Regions from separate parts of the Homo sapiens genome. Here region 1 is linked to region 2. Evidence: chromatin contacts called from ENCODE Hi-C or POLR2A ChIA-PET data. All regions are on one chromosome and are shown on one strand. The core of a region is the stretch at or near the end of the contact, and the rest is flanking DNA. Distances in the headings are between cores, read along the strand shown.

Region 1 (5,535 bases), core at 680-3,179, 39 kb before region 2:
GAGAGGAGGCAACATTCATTTCACAGAATAAATCAGGTGTGCTAGGAGCTTAGTGAGAGGCAGCCTCATTTAGTCCACGGGAGTCTTAAAATAGATTCTTTATCAGATGAGTAATTTCCAGTTTTTCTTTTTCTCTCTTCACTGCCTCTCTCCCATCCCTTAAACATTATAGAAATACCTTCTCCAAGACTACAGTGAGAAACCAATGTGAGAGAAATGCTTTAGAACAACTATTTTTGGAAAACATATGTCTAAGCTATATAAGGGACATCTGGTGAAGGCTTTTTTTTTTTGGAATATTCTCTGCATGTAATAGGTGCACAGTTAAAGAGGCATATTGACTGCTGCAATGCCTCCTGTCTCTTGATCGACAAGGACTTCAGCTTGCTAGCTGTTTGGATCCTGTCTTTACTGTGTAACAACAGTCCTGTTCATTCACATTCATTTATTATTAATTCCTATGTAGCAGGTGTGCACTAGAAAATGGGAAGTCAAAAGATGAATAAGAATCCTCTCCCCCTGCACCCAGCCTTTCAGGAACTGATCATCTGAGAGGGACACTGGCCCTGCAAACCGGGCTCCCTGAAGCAGGGAGAGTGACTGGGAGGATCTGCATAACACCTTGCGCCCCCAGGGCGCATTGTGGTCTGGCATTTGAGGCTGATGACTCTTGTGAAGGAAGCAGTCAAGACTGTGATGTGGATTTTAAAGACGAGCAAAAATGGAAGACTCCCTAATTAAAAGACAACTCCGAAGACGATTTTCCCAGAAGCTTTTACAGAGTGTAACAACAGAATTTTGCTTTCTGAGCAAATTCTCTGGGTCCCCAGAGCCATCTGCTAAGGAGTGGGTCCCGGAGACACTGGCGGACGTGCTGGCGACTGAGCATGCTTACCGCCTGGGGTGGGCTTTCTGCTTCCAAGATAGAATGTAACAGGACTCAGAAGCAATGCTCATGCTTCTGCTGGAGTGGATGAGGATGATGGGAGTGGGGGAGTGAATGTTCCCTGTGAGCCCGAGTGGGAGGAGAGGGAGCGGGGGCCTCTCCCTCTGATTCACTGGGTGCCCCCTTGGATGTGGGAGTTGGGGACCTTGAGACCATCCTGGTGGGACCTCTCTTTGCCGTGGCTGCATGGGCAGCACAAAGCATTTCTCAAGGCCTTGCAAGCAAAGTTGTCTTGAATGATGACCCACTTTAAATAAATGCCCTCAGAATAAAGTACAGGGAGGGGTGGCAAAAGGCGGATCCCCTGGGCTCGCCACACCTCACAAGACGCCCACCAGTTTGAGTAAAATGCGGGCCTTCTTTTCTGCTCAGAGGGGACTGTTGCACCTGGGCCAGCCAGAAACAGGTAGTCCTTTTTTCCCCTCCTTCTATTCTCACGTTTTATAATTTCATAGAACTTCCATGAGCACATAGTTAGCACCGTTTTGCCCATTATCTCAGTGATTCTTCACAGTCCTGTCTGTTTGGGGTTTATTACCCACACTGCAGCAAGCAGGGAAGTTAGCAGTCCAGAGGCACTCATCTGGGAGGTGGCAGAGTCCGGCTTTGAATGCAGGTTTATTTCTACTGAAACCAGCTGAGACTAGGTAGCAACCACAGAGGTCCACCCCGATTCGTCTGAAAAGAGAAAGGGCTGCCGTGGTTCAACACCATTGTGTTCAAAATTGGGAAAAGCTGAATAAAAAAGAAACATCTCGTAGGAAGGAAGCCAAATCTTACTCGAGTCATCCTGTTTGGTATTTTGTTTGCTTTTCTCTAAAAATGTGAGTTTTGTGCCTTCGTTGTTGACATTATTTTGTTTGAGTTAAACATCTGCTGCGTGCCAGGCACCGTTTCGCACTCAGGTTTTCTGACGCCAAGTCTAGTGAATTTTTAATTTAGGCACAGCTGCCTTAACCCATCGCCTCACTCCTGCCTCCCCCTCCAATTTCTCATGCTGTAATTCATTCCAGGCAATAAAGGATGTGGAGTTTGCTTGTGCTCCTTGGGCATGAGTAAGTGGGATGTGTCTTTCGGTATTCTGGGAAACCATAACTGGGACGGCTCATCTTTGCAAGAAAATGCAAGGCAACAAACACTTAGGAAGCCAGAGTCCTCTTCCTTCACCGCGTGGGTTATGCACCATCCCAGGCTTGGTAAAGTAGCATCCTTGTCCAGAAGTTTCATTTGTGGTACAATAATCACATGCCAGAGTTTTCCGGTCAGCAAAAACAGAAAATTGTCCCTTTCTTGGGGTCTGCAGAAATATCAGTCTCCAAAGTCATTAATTTTTTCTCAAAGCGGTCAGGCATGTGGACAGAGGACAACAATAGACCTCTCTCTCCCCGGAGTCAGGACCCTTCAGAAACTGCGATTTTGATTGTCACTGAATAAACCGCCACTGTGTCATTTGGAGATAAATACAAACAAGTGCTTTGTAACGGGGAGAAAAGTGTTGTTCTCAAAGAGCCGAGGGTCCCTAAAATGCAGCCTCTGCAGTCACCCCTTTCAAGATCTCGCAAAGAACCAAGAGGGGAGTGTAAACAAGACCTTCATTTTTTATTTCTTGGTTTCTTAAACTAAAAATACCAACTTTGCCTGGAAAAACTACCCGAGCTTGTCTGGGCATTAGCATCTAGGGAACGTTCCTCATTTGAACACCTGGAGTTGTTTGTTATTCATTTGCAAGAATTTCCTTACAGCTATTTTATAGACACCCGGGATGGGCTGTTCTGAAAATCAACTGGAATGTTTATACAGAGCTGTGCTTCCTGTGATTACAACATGATGAAGGGTTAGAGACCATCACTGTCGCCTCAGTTTGGAAAAAAGAAAATGCACGGTGCATGAGAGGCAGCTTATGTAGTCTCAAACTTACTGTCTTGCTCTCGTTCTAAATATTCGGGGAAAGAGAAAAATTCTGGGAAAGAAGGACTCTGATAGTTCTTGATCATTCCATTTGCCTTGGCTTTTGGATTGCAGCATTTACTGTCTACTTTGCCTTGACAAATCTATCTGGTTAAACAAAGCATACTACTTGCCTTCCTTTGGCTACACCTGTAATGGAGTATCACATCCTGATAGGCTTCACACTTTGGCTGGGAATAGTCAAGGTTTTCGTTTGGAGTTTCGGAAGCCACACAAAAAAATGCCACAGAGATTCTTTTTCAGATGACCATAAACCCTCATCTCTCGCCTGATCGAGTTTGGGTAAAGTGAACGTATTTTCCATGTGTTGGTCTCTTTCTCCAATTGGACATTGCTGCATGTAAGTCCCAGCGGGTCATGGTGTGATATCCAAACCATACTGGCAAGAAATGTCCAGCTCCTGGAGCCTGAGAGCTCCTGATGGGGGGGGTCACATAATAGCAAGCCCTAAGGAGGAGTTTGATGTGGACAATGTGCTGTGAGGTATATCTTCCTGGCTATTGACATTGTGAATTAACTCCTCCCTAATGAACACTTCTACTTAATGACCACAGGACTGTGTAATGATAGTGGAAGGAAGTACTTGCCCCGGGCCTGACCGCCTGCTGTCTTCCTCACCCTGATCCAACCTTCCCTCCTCTAAGCCTTTCTCCCTTGCACCTACTCTTTGCACCTTACTCTGTCTTCAAGTCCTATATCTCCCTTCATCCAGCCCAGCCTCTCCTCCTCTGAAATACTAGGGCATCTGGCATCCAAACTGACTATTTGACTCTTATAAATTGCCTTGCCATGGGATTATTTTGACTCGTATATAGTTTCTCTCCTTTCCAACCAGATGGTAGACTCTTCACTGTCAGAGTTAGTCTAATGTACCTTTCATTCACATTTTATGGCCGAGCAGCATCCTTCACAAATATTAGAGACTTAGAGAATTTGTTCATCCCCAGCTCAACCTGCATCCCATGTGAACATGTGAGGTGGAGAGGCAAATGTTGTCTATTTTCAATGAAAATAAAGCAGTAATGCTATGTGGTCATGGAAGGCCACCACCTTCACCATCAGGAGAGGCGGGTCCCAGTTTCCTCTCAACCCTCTGAGTTACATGTGTGTGATCTTTACAGCTGTGGGCCAAGCTGTTCTCACTTGTAAGGTGAGGAGATTGTCTCAGAAGATCTTTACAGGTCTCTTCCATGGGTGGCAAGGGAGAGCATCAGGGAAAAGAGTTAGTGCATGCTGGGCTTAACACCTAGGTGATGGATTGATAGGTGCAGCAAACCACCATGGCACACATTTACTTATGTAACATACCTGCACATCGTTCATATAGACCCTGGAACTTAAAAAAATAAAATAAAATAAAAAATATGAAAAGGTCTCCTCCAACACTAATATTTTGCTAACATACACTTGCATTTTCTTCCATGTAAGAAAAGATGAGTTTATAGAATCAAAATCCCTCACATTTCCAATACTGAGACCCCACCATCGCCCATGCTTCTGCCGATGGGGGTTCAGTACTCCTCTTCCTCTAAGAGCTGCAAAGCCTGATTATGGGGAGCTGAAATCTTCCTCCTTGCACATTCCATCTTTTGGCTCTTAGTTCTGCCCTGGAAACCACACAGTCTGCAGAATCCGCTTCCCCCATGACAGCTCCTCATATGCTAGAATACGGATGTCACATGCCACCCTGCTTCCCCTTGCCTTTTCCAGCCCTCGCATCTGCTCACCATTTGACTTGCCTTCCAGGCGGCCAGCACGTTGGGGCCTCTGCCCGGGCAGCCTCATTTGTCAGAGCGGCTGCAGTGCCCCAGATGGGCCGCGCTCCAACAAGTGCACACCACAAAGGGACTATTATCACCCTCGCAGTGGACACTGTACTTTTATTAATACAGCTTAATATCGCTCTGGCTTTTTTTGGCAGCCATGACTCATTTTTGACTCCAAGCAAACATATGGTTATCTAAAGCCCCCACGTCCTTTTCAGAGAAAAAGGCAAGTTGTCTTCCCAGTTCCATTAACAGGCATGAGGTTTTTCTAATTTAAATTTTTATTGAATCAAATGGACCAGCTTCTTCTAAATATTTTACTTAAGAGTCTGGTTACTTTGAATTGGGAAATTTTGTATGAATTGTTTTATACTTTTGAATATTATGTTGCTTGAATAATATTTTCACTTAATTAAAAAAACAACAATTTTTAGTACTTCCATTTCTAAAATCAGTTTATTTCTATGTGGATAAGTGGGAGTTAAGATCTTTGGAACTCTGAATTAAAGATAAACCAATATCCTATTCACCCGTTTCTCATTCTCTAATGTGTATACTATTCCAAACATATCAGACTGTCATGTTTGGAAAAACCAGGATAATCGAACAAAGGAACTCCAAGTAATTAAGTGATGTTGATTGAAAGGAGCATTCAGCTGCTTTCTGGGTTGCTTAACTGGAAACAAAATTAATTATGGGATTCACAGATTAAATTTTGCAGTTATGGAATTTGCAGACATTTTCAAATCCTTCTGTACCTTTTGGTAAATTTCTTGTTTGGTGATTTATCAAGTTGTTAAGTAGAAACAAATCATCCCAGCACTTTATTATTAACTCTAGGCTGGATTTAATTTT
Region 2 (5,959 bases), core at 2,955-5,454:
TTGTGTTTGTGAGGGAGTCTACCGTGGCTCCCTACTCCCACCCTTGGCAGAGTTGGGGACCCCCCTTTTCATGCTTATACATGAATATATGTTCCTGCCAGGAGCTCAGAAGTGCTGCTGGGAATAGAGGAGCTTGAGGTCATTGACCTCCTGGAATCCCAGCACTTTGGGAGGCCAAAGCAGGGTGACTGCTTGAGCCCAGGTGTTTGAGACCAGCCTGGGCAATGTGGCAAAATCCTGTCTCTACAAAAAAAAAAAAAAAAAAATTAGCTGAGTGTGGTGGTACGCATCTGTGGTCCTAGCTACTTGGGAGGCTGAGGCAGGAGGATTGCTTGAGCCCAGGAGGTTGAGGTTGCAGTGAGCCGAGATGAGGCCACTGCACTCAGCCTGGGTGACAGAGTAAGACCCTGTCTCAAAACAAAACAAAACAAAAAGAAAAGAAAAAGAAAAAAAATCATTGATCTGAAAAAAAGGTGCCCAGAATAAATCATAAAGGGAAAAGGCAGGTTTCAAAGTGCCATATGCAGTACAATCCAATCCTCGTGAAGAAAAAAAAAAACTGTGATGAAGAATTTGGAAATGTATACAGCAAAATCTGTGATCTTTATTTTTCTTTTAATAAAGCTATTCCTACTACCTATCCTCCCCCAAATAATTCTTTCATTGCCACTGTAGTAAAATATAAAAATAGGTATCAATAGATAGCAATTGAGTGTATTTCACAACAACGAGAGGTGGGCAACGCCTGGATGGCCATGTCTGAGGAGCATCACGAATAGGTGACTATGGACCTGCAGAGGAGAGGTTGGGGAGGGAGAGCATGGTATGCAGACGTACCTTCTCCACCCTGATTTGAGGTCTCCTCGGTAACCTGGGTCATAAAACAGAGTATTAATAAAGTTGGTGGATGGAAGAGCAAGAGCACAGGAAGGAGGAGCCAGAGGCAGTAAGGTCAGCTGTACACTCGCCAGAGAGTAAGTGCCAACAACTGGCACAAGCATGAACTGGCAAACATCAAGCTGGGAGTGTGGCGTGAAGAGAGGGGGCAGAGCAAACACAGGCTGCAGTGGACACATACACATATTTCTTGACTATGAGGATGAGTGAAAAGAAGAGGCTGGCAATTGTATGATGGTCTTCTGTCTTCATGCCAGATGGGCCAGGGTTCACCCAGGGCTGTGGTTTAGAGTCTTATAATCAAAGCAAGTGATAACACCTAGAGTGAAACCCCACAGGGCTGGGAGCTGCAATAGTGACATGTGAAAGCATAAGCTCTGGGGCAAAAAGCTTTTCCATCTCAGAATTTCTACTTCTTTTTTTTTTTTTTTTTTTTTTAAGATAGAGTCTCACTCTGCTGTCCAGGGTACAGTACAATGGTGCAATCTCTGCTCACTGCAACCTTCACCTCCCTGGTTCAAGCAATTCTCCTGCCTCAGCCTCCCCAGTTAGCTGAGATTATAGGAGCCCACCACCATGCCCGGCTACTTTTTGTATTTTTAGTAGAGATGGAGTTTCACCATGTTGGCCAGGCTGGTCTCGAACCCCTGACCTCAAGTGATCCGCCCGCCTCAGCCTCCCAAAGTGTTGGGATTACAGGCATGAGCCACGGTACCTGGCCTAAAGAAGCCTTTCAAAAATATCTCTGGGTCCAAAAAGCCTTTTGGTATCTTTTTTTGAAAAAAGCCTTTCAAAAGTAGTTCTGGGGCAAAAAGCCTTTCAGTATCTTAGTTGAAAGGAGAAAAAGTCAGGTTGGGACACTTAATAAAAATATTTAAAATAGGACAAATGAGTACAGAAAATAATATACTCTCATCATACCATTACCCAGATTTAGTAAATTAGGTTCAGATATTTTTTAAGGAATGGAAACTACAGATGCAATCGAATTGCCTTTGGCTTCTTGATGTCATTCCCTTCCTTCCCTCACTAGGAACTAACTATGCAGAGGTTAGTGAATGTTCTTCTTGATTATGTTTTTATACTTTTCCTATAGATAATATTGACATGTTCCTCAGACACACAAATATTCTTGATGAGATATAGCAGGATATAATAGTGTTTGCATAAAATAATGGTGCTTGCAATAAGCTTCTCTCTTGTGGGCAATATTAGTTTGGTTTTTTTAAAGTTCTTTATATCCATGAGGAGGGGAAAAAATCACATTTTGAAGAGAAGCCTTACCGATTCATAGATTTACGAGTTAAAGGAGATAAGAGATTCCTTTTGCAAAAGACATAATATACCAATTTTAAATAATTGGTTTAACTGATATAATTTTGCAACTTGCTTTTCTCCCACTTGACATTATGTTTTTGACATTCATTCATGATGAAGTATGCTGCTTTAGTTAATTAACTTTTAATCCTGTGTGATAAGTATAGTATTCTACTGTATAAATATACTATAATTTACCTATTTACTGTTAATGGACATTTTGATTTTTGCCTTTTCTTCTGATATAAGCAATGCTACAATGAGCACTTTTATACATGTGCCATCATGGCCAAGTGTGAGTTTCTCTAGCATGAACCATGAAAGCAACACTGCTCGGGTAGACGATACATACTCATCTTCCCCTTAACCATCTATTGCCAAATTGTCTTTCAAAGTCTTGAGCCAGTTCACGCTTCTGCCAGCAGTTTGTGAGTTCTCATTTCTCTACATCTTCATCAATACTTTTGAGTATAAACTAAAATAACTCATTTTTCTTATTACTAGTGAATAATCATGTTTTCATATATATAGGCTATTCAGTTTTTCTTTTCTGTGTTTTATCCATTTATATCCCTTGCTCATTTTTTCTATTGGCCTGTTTATAGCTTACTGATTTGTATGAATTTTTTACACATACTAAGTTCTAATCCTTTTCTGGTTATCTAAATTGCAAATCTTTTTCTAACTGGTGACTTGCCTATTCACTTTGTTTATGGTGGCTTTTCATATGATAAATTTTGGGGCCAGGTGCAGTGGCTCATGCCTGTAATCCCAGCACCTTGGGAAGCCACGGCAGGAGGATTACTTAAACCCAGGAATTTGAGACCAGCCTGGGCAACAAAGAGAGACCCTGTCTCTACAAAAATAAATAAATAAATAATAAAAAAATACAACATTAGCGTGGCATGGTGGGGCACTCCTGTAGTCATAGCTACTTAGGAGGCTGAGGCAGGAGAATCCCTTGAGCCCAAGGGTTTGAGGCTGCAGTGAGCTGCCGTCACACCACTGCACTCCAGCCTGGGCGACAGAGCAAGACTCTGTGTCTAAAAATAAAAATGAATAAATAAATAAAGTTTACCTAATTGTAGTCAAATACATCAGTCTTTCCCTTTCAGTTTTGGGTACATGTATATGGCATAAAGAGATTTTTTTTTTTTTTTCAAGACAGAGTCTTGCTCTGTAGCCAGGCTGGAGGTCAGTGGCACGATCTTGGCTCACTGCAACCTCTTCCTCCTGGTTTCAAGCAATTCTCCTGCCTCAGCCTCCTGAGTAGCTAGGGCTACAGCTGCTCGCCACCACACTGGCTAATTTTTATATTTTTAGTAGAGACAGCTCTTTACTATGTTGGCCAGGCTGGTCTCAAACTCCTGACCTTAAGTGATCCGCCCACCTCGGCCTCCCAAAGTGCTGGGATTACAGGTGTGAGCGATTGCGCCTGGCCTATATTTTCTTGCATTTTCTTCCAACTGTTTTAAAGTTTTGATTTTGCATTTAGATTTTTCATACCTCAGAAAGTAATGTATTTTCTCCCGCACTGAGTGTTAATTTTCCAAGCACCGTTTGCTGAGTAACCTGTCCTTTCTGCAATGTATCACGCCGTCTCTGTTATAGCCCGAGCCTCCATATGCCTGAGGCTGCTTTCAGATGCTCTGTTCTGTTCTATTTCCTTTTTCTGTATACTTTGCAACATTTATTTTTTTGCAGGGCAAGTCTCCCAACTATTTTCTTCTTGAATTTTTATGTTCTTAGGTTCAGAAATTTTTTTTTTTTGAAAACTGGTCACTGGTTTCTGTTTCCTTTAGGGGTATGACAAAGTATCAGTTAGGAATCTTTCTCTTCCAAGGAACAAAAAGTGCTTCTGACTATTTTAAGCAAAAAGAAGGGCGGGGGTTGGTGACGGGAAGAATTTTTTCACAAGGATATGAGGCTCACAGAATTGGCAGGAGACTGAGAGATCTGGCTTAGAAAATGGGTCAGAAGCAAGGCAGTGCCAGGAGAGGAAGCAGAATGAAGCCTAACCACAAAGCAGCCTGGAACATGGTGGTGCCAGCGCCTTCCACCACTCACTCACTGGCTGCAGAGTGGACCCTCAGTGGGATATAACTGAACTGACTTTATAGGACTTACCTTTTAATGTTAGAAGTTGCCCAACAGAGAGGGTGATTTTATGTGATATTATTGATGCTGAAGCACCATTTTTTTAAACTATCCAAAAGACACTGAAATCATGCCATAATCAGAGATGATTGATTTGTTTTTTATTGGACTTGACTTGACTTGTTCCCCTATGTCTCAGGTCAACAAATAACAAATTCACATCAACTGCATCAAATGATTTTTATATAGGTTCAAATAGTAGGTCTTCATCATAGCTATATATTAGAATCACCTGGAAAGATTTGACAACTTATTGATTCCCTCAACTCTCTTAAGACCAATTAAGTCAGAATCCCTGGTGTTGGGACCTGAGCTTCAGTGTTTTTTTTTTTAAAGCTCTCCTTCCCTTATCCACTGATGCTAACAGGCAGGCAGTGCTGAGAGTCGTTGGGCTAAAAGCAAACAGTTGTGCTAACACCAATTACAAGTGAGATTGCCTCTATATCAAAACTGTTCCTCCATGTTTGGTTTGTACAGTAGCACCACAATGTAGACTCAAAAGAAGCATTGACAGATTGGAATCTATTTCAAACTTGCATACTTCATCGATGGAAACAAAGGCTGGTAAAAGATCTACATGTTCCTCAGACACACAAATATTCTTGATGAGATATAGCAGGATATAATAGTGTTTGCATAAAATAATGGTGCTTGCAACCAACTTCTTTCTTGTGGGCAATATTAATTTGATTTTTTTAAGTTCTTTATATCCATGAGGAGGGAAGAAAAATCAGGTTTTGAAGAGAAATCTTACTGACTCATAGATTTACAAGTTAAAGGAGATAAGAGACACCTTTTGCAAAAGACATAATATACCAAACTTTATTTTCGTCAGGAGAAAACCATGCTGATAGACTTAATTACAGTAAACAGTTCAGCGATTAGGATCTATCACTCAGAACATGATCTGAGTGATTTCGATAGCAAGAGTGCTGCTCCTGAGGCATATTTGTCTTCTTCAAATTTGAGTGATTTAATTCCTTAGATTGGTTGGCTTTCAAAAGAGGGAATTCTTGGAACCATTCTAAAGAGGTCTCTGGATGACTTCAGAGTAAACCTTAAATTAATCATATGTGAAGATCTATGCTTCCATAATGTTTCCAAAAGGCGTATTTTGATTGACATTCTCAGGTGTATATATGTTACTGATCCTAAACATGAGTCCAACAACTGTACCCACTATTAGTGGTATGCCACAGATGTGCAATAACCAGCTCTGGGCTGGGCTTGTCAGCTAGCCCCCTAACACTTTGGGAGGCCAAGACCAGTCTGGGCAACATAGTGGGACCATGTCTGTACAAAACAACAACAACAACAAAATGGATGTTGTAATGTGTACCTGTAATCTTAGATAATTGAGGGGCTGGGGCAGGAGGATTGCTTGAGCCCAAGAGTTCGAGGTTATAATGAGCTATGATCACATCACTGCACTTCAGCCTGGGCAACAGAGCAAGACCTTGATTCTGAAAAATATTAGTAATAATTTTAAAAATAATCAGCTGTCTTTGGGGGCAAAGTGCTGTTATGTAGTGGTTGCCTACTTCTATACTGCAAACACTACCAGCTATGGCCAAGTTGATTTCAAGCT

Evidence for each region. Hi-C counts contacts between places; a loop is a spot of excess contacts on that map. ChIA-PET counts read pairs that join two places held with the same protein, here RNA polymerase II (POLR2A).
Region 1: a map of dorsolateral prefrontal cortex shows a loop between it and region 2 (6-fold over the local background). The contact joins two enhancer-like sites. A Hi-C loop is called at or near these places in 2 of 168 maps with a recorded cell type or tissue (CD4-positive, alpha-beta memory T cell and dorsolateral prefrontal cortex). POLR2A ChIA-PET finds 5 or more read pairs at or near these places in 11 of 52 experiments (A549, BJ, CD4-positive, alpha-beta T cell and 7 more).

Annotation. Positions count from the first base shown.
Region 1 is chr2:105,640,810-105,646,344 of GRCh38, reverse strand. No RefSeq gene overlaps it. Among named protein-coding and RNA genes, the nearest start is that of LINC02946, 33 kb to the right of the region's middle. Within about 2 kb of position 1,929, at least 3 of the 41 ENCODE cell types and tissues checked have a DNase peak (open chromatin) inside an H3K27ac peak, as active enhancers do; they include dorsolateral prefrontal cortex, where a contact is called at or near this core.
Region 2 is chr2:105,603,333-105,609,291 of GRCh38, reverse strand. All of the region lies in intron 1 of LINC02946 (long intergenic non-protein coding RNA 2946), which reads left to right. Among named protein-coding and RNA genes, the nearest start is that of LINC02946, 4.2 kb to the left of the region's middle. Within about 2 kb of position 4,204, at least 7 of the 41 ENCODE cell types and tissues checked have a DNase peak (open chromatin) inside an H3K27ac peak, as active enhancers do; they include dorsolateral prefrontal cortex, where a contact is called at or near this core.